Linked DNA regions of Homo sapiens: region 2 is linked to region 1. The links are chromatin contacts, found by Hi-C or POLR2A ChIA-PET in ENCODE. All regions are on one chromosome and are shown on one strand. Each heading gives the region's core, a stretch centred on a gene start or an enhancer-like site at or near the end of the contact. The rest is flanking DNA. Distances are from core to core; before and after follow the strand shown.

The links. A loop is a pair of places that touch in the nucleus more often than their neighbours do. ChIA-PET counts read pairs that join two places held with the same protein, here RNA polymerase II (POLR2A). Pooled maps may share reads with other maps.
Region 2: a pooled map shows a loop between it and region 1 (4-fold over the local background). The contact joins two enhancer-like sites. A Hi-C loop is called at or near these places in 7 of 168 maps with a recorded cell type or tissue (Calu3, PC-9, adrenal gland and 4 more) and 2 of 50 pooled maps. POLR2A ChIA-PET finds 5 or more read pairs at or near these places in 5 of 52 experiments (AG04450, Caco-2, MCF 10A and 2 more).

The regions. Positions count from the first base shown.
Region 1 is chr1:94,525,148-94,528,917 of GRCh38, forward strand. No RefSeq gene overlaps it. Among named protein-coding and RNA genes, the nearest start is that of F3, 15 kb to the right of the region's middle. Within about 2 kb of position 2,409, at least 3 of the 41 ENCODE cell types and tissues checked have a DNase peak (open chromatin) inside an H3K27ac peak, as active enhancers do; they include PC-9, where a contact is called at or near this core.
Region 2 is chr1:94,615,652-94,619,161 of GRCh38, forward strand. It overlaps SLC44A3-AS1 (SLC44A3 antisense RNA 1), which reads right to left. Exons shown (of 6, transcript NR_160780.1): 6 at 701-1,420. All of the region lies in intron 1 of LOC105378861 (a long non-coding RNA gene), which reads left to right. Among named protein-coding and RNA genes, the nearest start is that of MIR12133, 74 kb to the left of the region's middle. Within about 2 kb of position 1,925, at least 3 of the 41 ENCODE cell types and tissues checked have a DNase peak (open chromatin) inside an H3K27ac peak, as active enhancers do; they include PC-9, where a contact is called at or near this core.

The DNA.
Region 1 (3,770 bases), core at 1,159-3,658:
CAAATGGCTGCCACTTCACTTCTCCTGTCCAAATCTTGTGAAAATATCTCTTTCAGTTAACTATAATCTAGAACCATACAGGGACCATAACTCTGGGAAACATAGTTCCGGATTAGCCAAATTGACACATTATAAAATTGCTCATAGAACCCTATGAGCATAGAGTTGACAACAATACCCATTAAAACATAATTTATTACTTGTAAAAGGGTTACTTAGGTGTTGCGAGGAAAATAGACTGTAGGGGAGTAACTGTGGGAACAGGAGGCTAGCCAGGAGGCTATTGCAGTCTTCCAGTGAGACAGGAGAATGGCTTGAAGTAGAGGGAGAGCAGAGGAGGTGACCTTTGGAATTGGGGTGTATTTTAAAGGTAGAGATAGCAGGCTTTGCTGATGGATTGAATGTGGCATGGGAGAAGAAAGATAAGTCAATGATAACACCAAGAAGTTTTGGCCTGAGCCAATGGTGGCTGTTTCTTAAAATGGGAAAGACTAGGGGAAAAACAGGTTTTGGGTTTGGGAGAAATTAAAGATTCTCTTTGCATGTGTTGAGATTAAGATGCCTGTTAGCTATCCAAGGAGAGAGTTTGTGTAAGTATTTGGATCAACAGTGCAGCTCTGGAGTTCAGAAAAGAGGTTGGAGGCTGTGACACGTATTTGGGAGTCATCAGCATCTAGATATTATGGGCATCTGGCATGATAGAGCCATGGACTTGAATATATTACCTAGAGAGTGATTATTGATAGAGAATGGGAGAACTAATGAGAACTAATTATCTTAGTTCAAGCACTAAGTTAATCCAATATTTAGAAGTTGGAAAGAAGATGGTGTCCAAGAGGGAATAGGAAGTTAAGGAGAAAATCCAGATGAGGGATTCCAGGGATCAAAGGAAACTTGTTTTTTATAAGGTAGAAAATAATACAGGATGTTTATCTTCTGCTAGGAATGATCAAATAATACGGGAGAGATTTATACGGCTGGAATGAGGGGATAATTTTAGGGGGCAGTGTCATTAAGTAATTGAAAAGGCATGAAAATGAAATGTTATTTTACACTATAAGTTCACATTCTAGGGACCTTCTCTTTGTGTTTATATTTGATGGTCAGCGCTTATACAACATGATAGGGTGCTTTTGACTGCAAGGAACAGAAAACCTGACTCAGCTCGCTTAAACAATTAGTCAGATAATGTCCAGTGAAAAGTCCATGGGTTGGGACTTTGAGCAAGGCTTGATCTAGCAGCTTGGTGCTGTCACCAAAGACTTCACTTCTTTTTTCTTTTTTTTTAAGCAGTCATCTATAACATGTCTCAAAGAGTGGTTACAAACACATGTGAAACAAATGTGAAATTCAAAGGTCTTGCCAAAGGAATGAAAAGCAAAGACTTCACTTTTTACAATTGCTCTGCACTGCTCTCCAATATGTCAGCTCCATGTAAAGCTGGCTCCCTTTGTGGTCTCAAGACTGCTGCCAGCAGCTCTTGTGGCTACGTCTCTTCACTATGTTCATCAAGAAAGAGCATCCTGCCATTCCCAGAAAAAAGCCTTGATATACACTCCTCTTAGTCTTGGTTAGGTCACATGCCTACCTCTAAACCAATTTTTGCAGCCATGAAGAAGGAATGTGCTGACTGGCAAAGCTGGAATCACCTAGATCACAGTCGAAAAGCAAGGGCTATGGGAAAGGAGAGCATAAGCATTCATTCTAAGTATCTGAACGAAAGTCGGAGGATGTCATAACAGTAATAAACCTTCCAAGCAACTATTGGAGGAAAATCACACAATTAAGTACACATGTCCTAGAACAGGTAAAAAGAGCATTTGGGAACGAGTTTATTCACCATTTGATGAATAGAGATAATTGTTTAAGGGGCAGTTCCTTAGATTATAAGCCATCAGCTGAAATTAAGCTAAAATGTCTTTGGATTTCATGAGTATTAGTTTCTTATATGTAAGCCAAATTCAGTTAATAATTTAAGATTGGAAAAATATCTTTAGAACGCATGAAAGGGCTGGGCATGGTGGCTCACGCCTATAATCTCAGCACTTTGGGAGGCCGAGGTGGGTGGATCACTTGAAGTCAGGAGTTTGCCAACATGGCAAAACCCTATCTCTACTAAAAATACAAAAATTAGCCAGGGATGGTGGCTCACACCTGTAATCCCAGCTACTCAGAAGGCTGAGGCACGAGAATCGCTTGAACCTGGGAGGCAGAGGTTGCAGTGAGCCGAGATCTCACCACTGCACTCCAGCCTGGAGACAAAGCCAGACTGTCTCACAAAACAAAACAAAGAATGCATGATAGTTTGGTTAACTAACAATTAGCTCTATGGGGTACATTACTGGTCAAGTAATGAAGTATAATTTGGTCCACTGGAGGGCAACAGTTTCTGGATTGCAGCCAACAGTCTTTGGTATGGTTTCTGCCCCAGTGTCAATCACAGTGCTGATTTTTAGTATCGGCTGTTAGGTCTCAGCAATTCAGAGGGATGTGGCAAAGTAGGGAGTGGTTAACATTTGCTGTGTGGAAGCTTTCTGATTATTGCAGTTCAGCCTCATTCCAGTCCATAATGAATCCCTTCCTTGTGATCAGCCAGATTCCTCATTAGTACCCAGACCTGTTTTCTATCTGCCAGTATTTTCCTTAGTGGAATAATTCAAATTCCTTAGATAATGAGGCCAAGAAATTACATAATGCTATAATTAATCCTGGCAGGGAAATATCTGGTTAGGCACCTTCTGCTGTAGCTTGTTCTGCCTCCTCATGTAATGCACTAAGCTCTTTGTCCCAGGTAGCCCCATGTGAGCAGGAATTTGAGATAAAGGTTGAAGCACCTTGAGGATGTGCCCCCATGCCAGTTTCTTTTTTGTTGACTCTGCTGCAAATACATCCCTTTTCTCTGTATAACAAAACACTACAACAGTGCAAGATTCAACCTCTCTAGCCTCTGTGTTGATGGCCAAAAAAAAGTAATAATAAACAAAACCAACCAAATAAACCAACCACTGGTCTGTTTTCCATAATTTCTCCAAAATGGCTATCATTTTTATGAGGACATCAAAGGTTTGTTTCAGGCATTCTTCCTTAGGATGTGGTGTTACATAAAACAGTTCATGTTTGGAATTTTATTGACATTGTTCAATTTCTTTGGTGCAAAGGAACAAAACGGACTTAAAATTTATTAACAGCTAGATAGTGAGCTGAGGCTGCTCATCTGAATGCTTGCTCAATTTCTTTGTGGAACCACTTCTGAGTAGGTGTGCCATCTGGATGTTTTTCCTAGATAACAGTGCCCCCTTCCACAGTGGGAAGCAAAAGCAGTCTTGTGGCCCAGTAGGTGCCAAGAACCTTTTTCATCTCTAGTTAGAATCCTCTTTTACTACAGTTGAGAGAATAAGGCTGTTTTGCATTTGAATGGAGAACTACATTCTAGAGATAATAAAGCCAACTCAACTCAGCCATGACTGACTGAGTCCACTGTGCAGTCACCCTCAAGAGCTGTAAACCATGAGCTAGGCCCAGTCCCTGCCCTCCAAGAGCTCTCAATCTAGCTTGCTTTTAATGGACTCTAGAGATCTCATTCCACTTATATCTCTCCCTATCCTATATTGTCCTTTTACCTAATTTTGTTTCAATACAATCATCCCAAGAATGTTTCTTTTTTTCTCATCTCCAATTAGTCAAACTACTGCCAATGGGAAGAAATCTCTCCAAGTCTGCAGTAGAGAGCATTATCTTTTCTCTTCCCTGTAAGACGACATCCCTGCCCC
Region 2 (3,510 bases), core at 675-3,174, 90 kb after region 1:
GCAGTGGCATCCTCTTGGCTCATTGCAACCTCCGCCTCCCAGGTTCCAGCAATTCTCCTGCCTCAGCCTTCCGAGTACCTGGGACTACAGGTGTGCACCACCACACCTGGCTAATTTTTGTATTTTTTGGTAGAGACGGGCTTTCACCATATTGGCCAGGCTGGTCTCGAACTCCTGACCTTGTGATCCACCCGCCTCAGCCTCCCAAAGTACTGGGATTACAGGCATGAGCTACCACGCTTGGCTGCAATTGTTTATTAAGAGCAGTTACTTGGCCTTTGGGAATATCAATATTTATACTACCAAAAAACAAAATGCAAAGAATTCATGAAGGTCTCTAGAAATTTGAAAAAAGTAGTGTAATGGTGAAGAAGAGAACAGTCATTGGTGTTCTGGATTAAAGTCCTAGCTCTACCCACCTAATGCAGTGGACAAATTACTTGACCTCTCTTATCCTCAGGAGTCTCAGCTATATAGTAGGAATAATAATATTACTTATGACAGGGGGTTTTGGAAAGGATTATGTAAAATAAAATAAGTGAAGAATTGAGCTAATTCCTGGCATATAGTAGTCACTTAACATATTGTAATTATGATGATGGTTTTTCCTACAGAAAGAATGGACACTTGAGAAAATAAAGGTTTTGTTGGGGAGGGGAAGAAGGAAGGGAGGAAAGATGAGCCTAAAGAAGTAAAAACATTTTTTCCAATTACAAATTTATTAACCCCTAAAATAATGTTATAGTTTCAGAGAAAATTAGAAGCATAGAAAAAAAAAAGCAAGATTGTGGTGACATATATGTAATTAACTGAACAAGCAGGAAGAATTCAAAAGCATTTGAATTGAGATCCTAGAATTCATAGCTGGTCTCCCTGCCCACCAAGAAGGCATGTTAATCTGGATTCTTTAGAGATAATAGAAATGTCTTAAATTCCTTTGGGTGCAGTAAAATGGCCCTAGCTTGCACTAGCCCCATTGAAAGGTAGAGATTAAATTGAAGATAACCAAGCACCTGTCATTCTTCCCACTGCCTTCTGGATCACTACAAAGAAATAAGGATTTGTCTTTTCAAAGAGCAGGAGAGCAGTAGCTCATGAGGCAGTGTTGATTGACGGTTCATGCTCGAAGAAAGGTATGAGTGCTGCACTCAATTTTAACTTAAAAAAAAATCTGAGACTTGTATTTCCTGTTAGAAAGCTCTGCAGAGGGGTGTGTCCAAGGATTCTGGAGAATTAATGACAGACATATGGGTAGCTTCTTAGCGACACAGGAGGAGATGAGATGCACGTATGCCGTGTGTTAGGGGGGTAATGGGTGCTTGGATTGAAACTCGTCTGCTGTTTGCTGAGCCCCACTCCTCCTTCAGAGTCGCTTTCAGGCCTCCATTTCTCCATGAAGCACTTTTAACACTGATCCACACTAAAAATAATGACAATAGCATATTAGTAACAATAGTAATTACCATTTATTCAATGCCTACCAGTTGCTAGGCACTATGCTAGGAGTTTAACATATAATATCTATTTCTTAACAATAATCCGATCCTAAAAACAATCCAACAAGCTTTATGCGTATTACCTCTGATTTTTATAACGAGTAAGATAAGTTTTATTATCCTTGCTTCACAGATGAGGAAATAGGCTTAGAGAGGTTGTAGTGTGCCCAAGTCCTCACAGCCTGTTGCAGACACAGCTGGCATTGGACACTTTCCTGAGGGCAAGGGTCTGGATGTGCACATCTTTTGTAGCCCTCATAGCACAGCCCTCAGTCCCTCTTGTTCTGCAAAAGGTCCTCAGCATATGTTATATGATTATGTGATTCTGTCAAAGGTGTTCAAATGAGAGTGACTCCATCTTGAATAGGGGCTGGGTAAAATAAGGCTGAGACCTACTGGGCTGCATTCCCAAGTGGTTAGGCATTAGGCATTCTTAGTCACAGAATGGGATAGGAGGTCGGCACAAGATACAGGTCACGAAGACCTTGCTGATTAAGCAGGATGTGGTAAGGAAGCTGGCCAAAATCTGCCAAAACCAAGATGGCAATGAAAGTGACCTCTGCTCATCTTCACTGCTCATTATACGCTGATTATAATACATTAGCATGCTAAAAGACACTCCCACCAGTGCCATGAAGTTTACAAATGACATGGCAACATCAGGAAGTTACCCTATTTGGTCTAAAAGGGAGAGGAACCCTCAGTTTCAAGAATTGCCCACCTCTTTCCCGGAAAACTCATGAATAATCCACACTTTGTTGCATATAATCAAGAAATAACTATAAGTATACTCAGTGGAGCAGCCCGTGCTGCTACTCTGCCTATGGAGTAGCCATTCTTTATTCCTTTACTTTTCTAATAAACTTGCTTTCACTTTGTGGAAATGCCCCGAATTCTTTCTTGCCCAAGGTCCAAGAGTCCTCTCTTGGGGTCTAAATTAGGATCCCTTTCTGGTAACACTTCAAATAAATATTTGCCATCTACATTTAGGGGTGGTACTATGGTGTGTGTACATCCTGGGGCTGGTATACAGGGAACCTGGATGTGGTCTCTGAGAGAGCTCGAGGCACCGGCATCCACTAGCCACGTGCTGCCAGCAGCTGGGCTGCCTGCCTCTCGCCATACTCATCCACATCCCAGAAAATGCCAGGATTTAGAGCCGGAGCTGACCACTCACACCATCTGGACCATCCCCATCTATAAATCTACACATATAGGGTCTTTTTTGAGTGAGACTCAGAGAGCGTGAGTCAACCAAGTTCATATAGCTAAAAGTGGCAGGGTTGGGACATGAATGCAGGTCACCTCCTAAACCTTCATCCCACCCTTTTCCATGATACAACAGCAAGGCAGGGCATGAGGGAATGTCAGAGCAGAAGATGGCCCTGGCTGAGCTGTCCATGGTGGCGGTCTTTCAGGGAACCCGCCCCGAAAATCACATAGGTTCTTTTCTGTTTTCCTAAGCATCTGCTGGCTTGAGAAATAAAGGGACAAAGTACAAAAGAGAGAAATTTTAAAGCTGGGCATCCACGGGGGACATCACACGTTGGTAGGATCCGTGATGCCACAAAACCAGCCAGTTTTTATTAGGGAAGTTTTTATTAGGGATTTTCAAAAGGGGAGGGAGTGTGCAAATAGGTGTGGGTGACAGACATCAAGTACTTAACAGGGTAATAGAATATCACAAGGCAAGTGGAGGCAGGGGGAGATCACAGGACCATAAGACTGAGGTGAAATTAAAATTGCTAATGAAGTTTCGGGCACCATTGTCATTGATAACATCTTATCAGGAGACAGGGTTTTGAGATCAACTGTTCTGACCAAAATTTATTAGGCGGGAATTTCCTCTTCCTAATAAGCCTGGGAGCGCTATGGGAGACTGGAGTCTATTTCACCTCTGCAGACTTGACATTAAGAGACAGGTACGCCCTGGGGGGGCCAGTTCAGAGACCTACCCCTAGGTGTGCATTCTCTTTCTCAGGGATGTTCCATGCTGAGAAAGAGAATTCAGTGA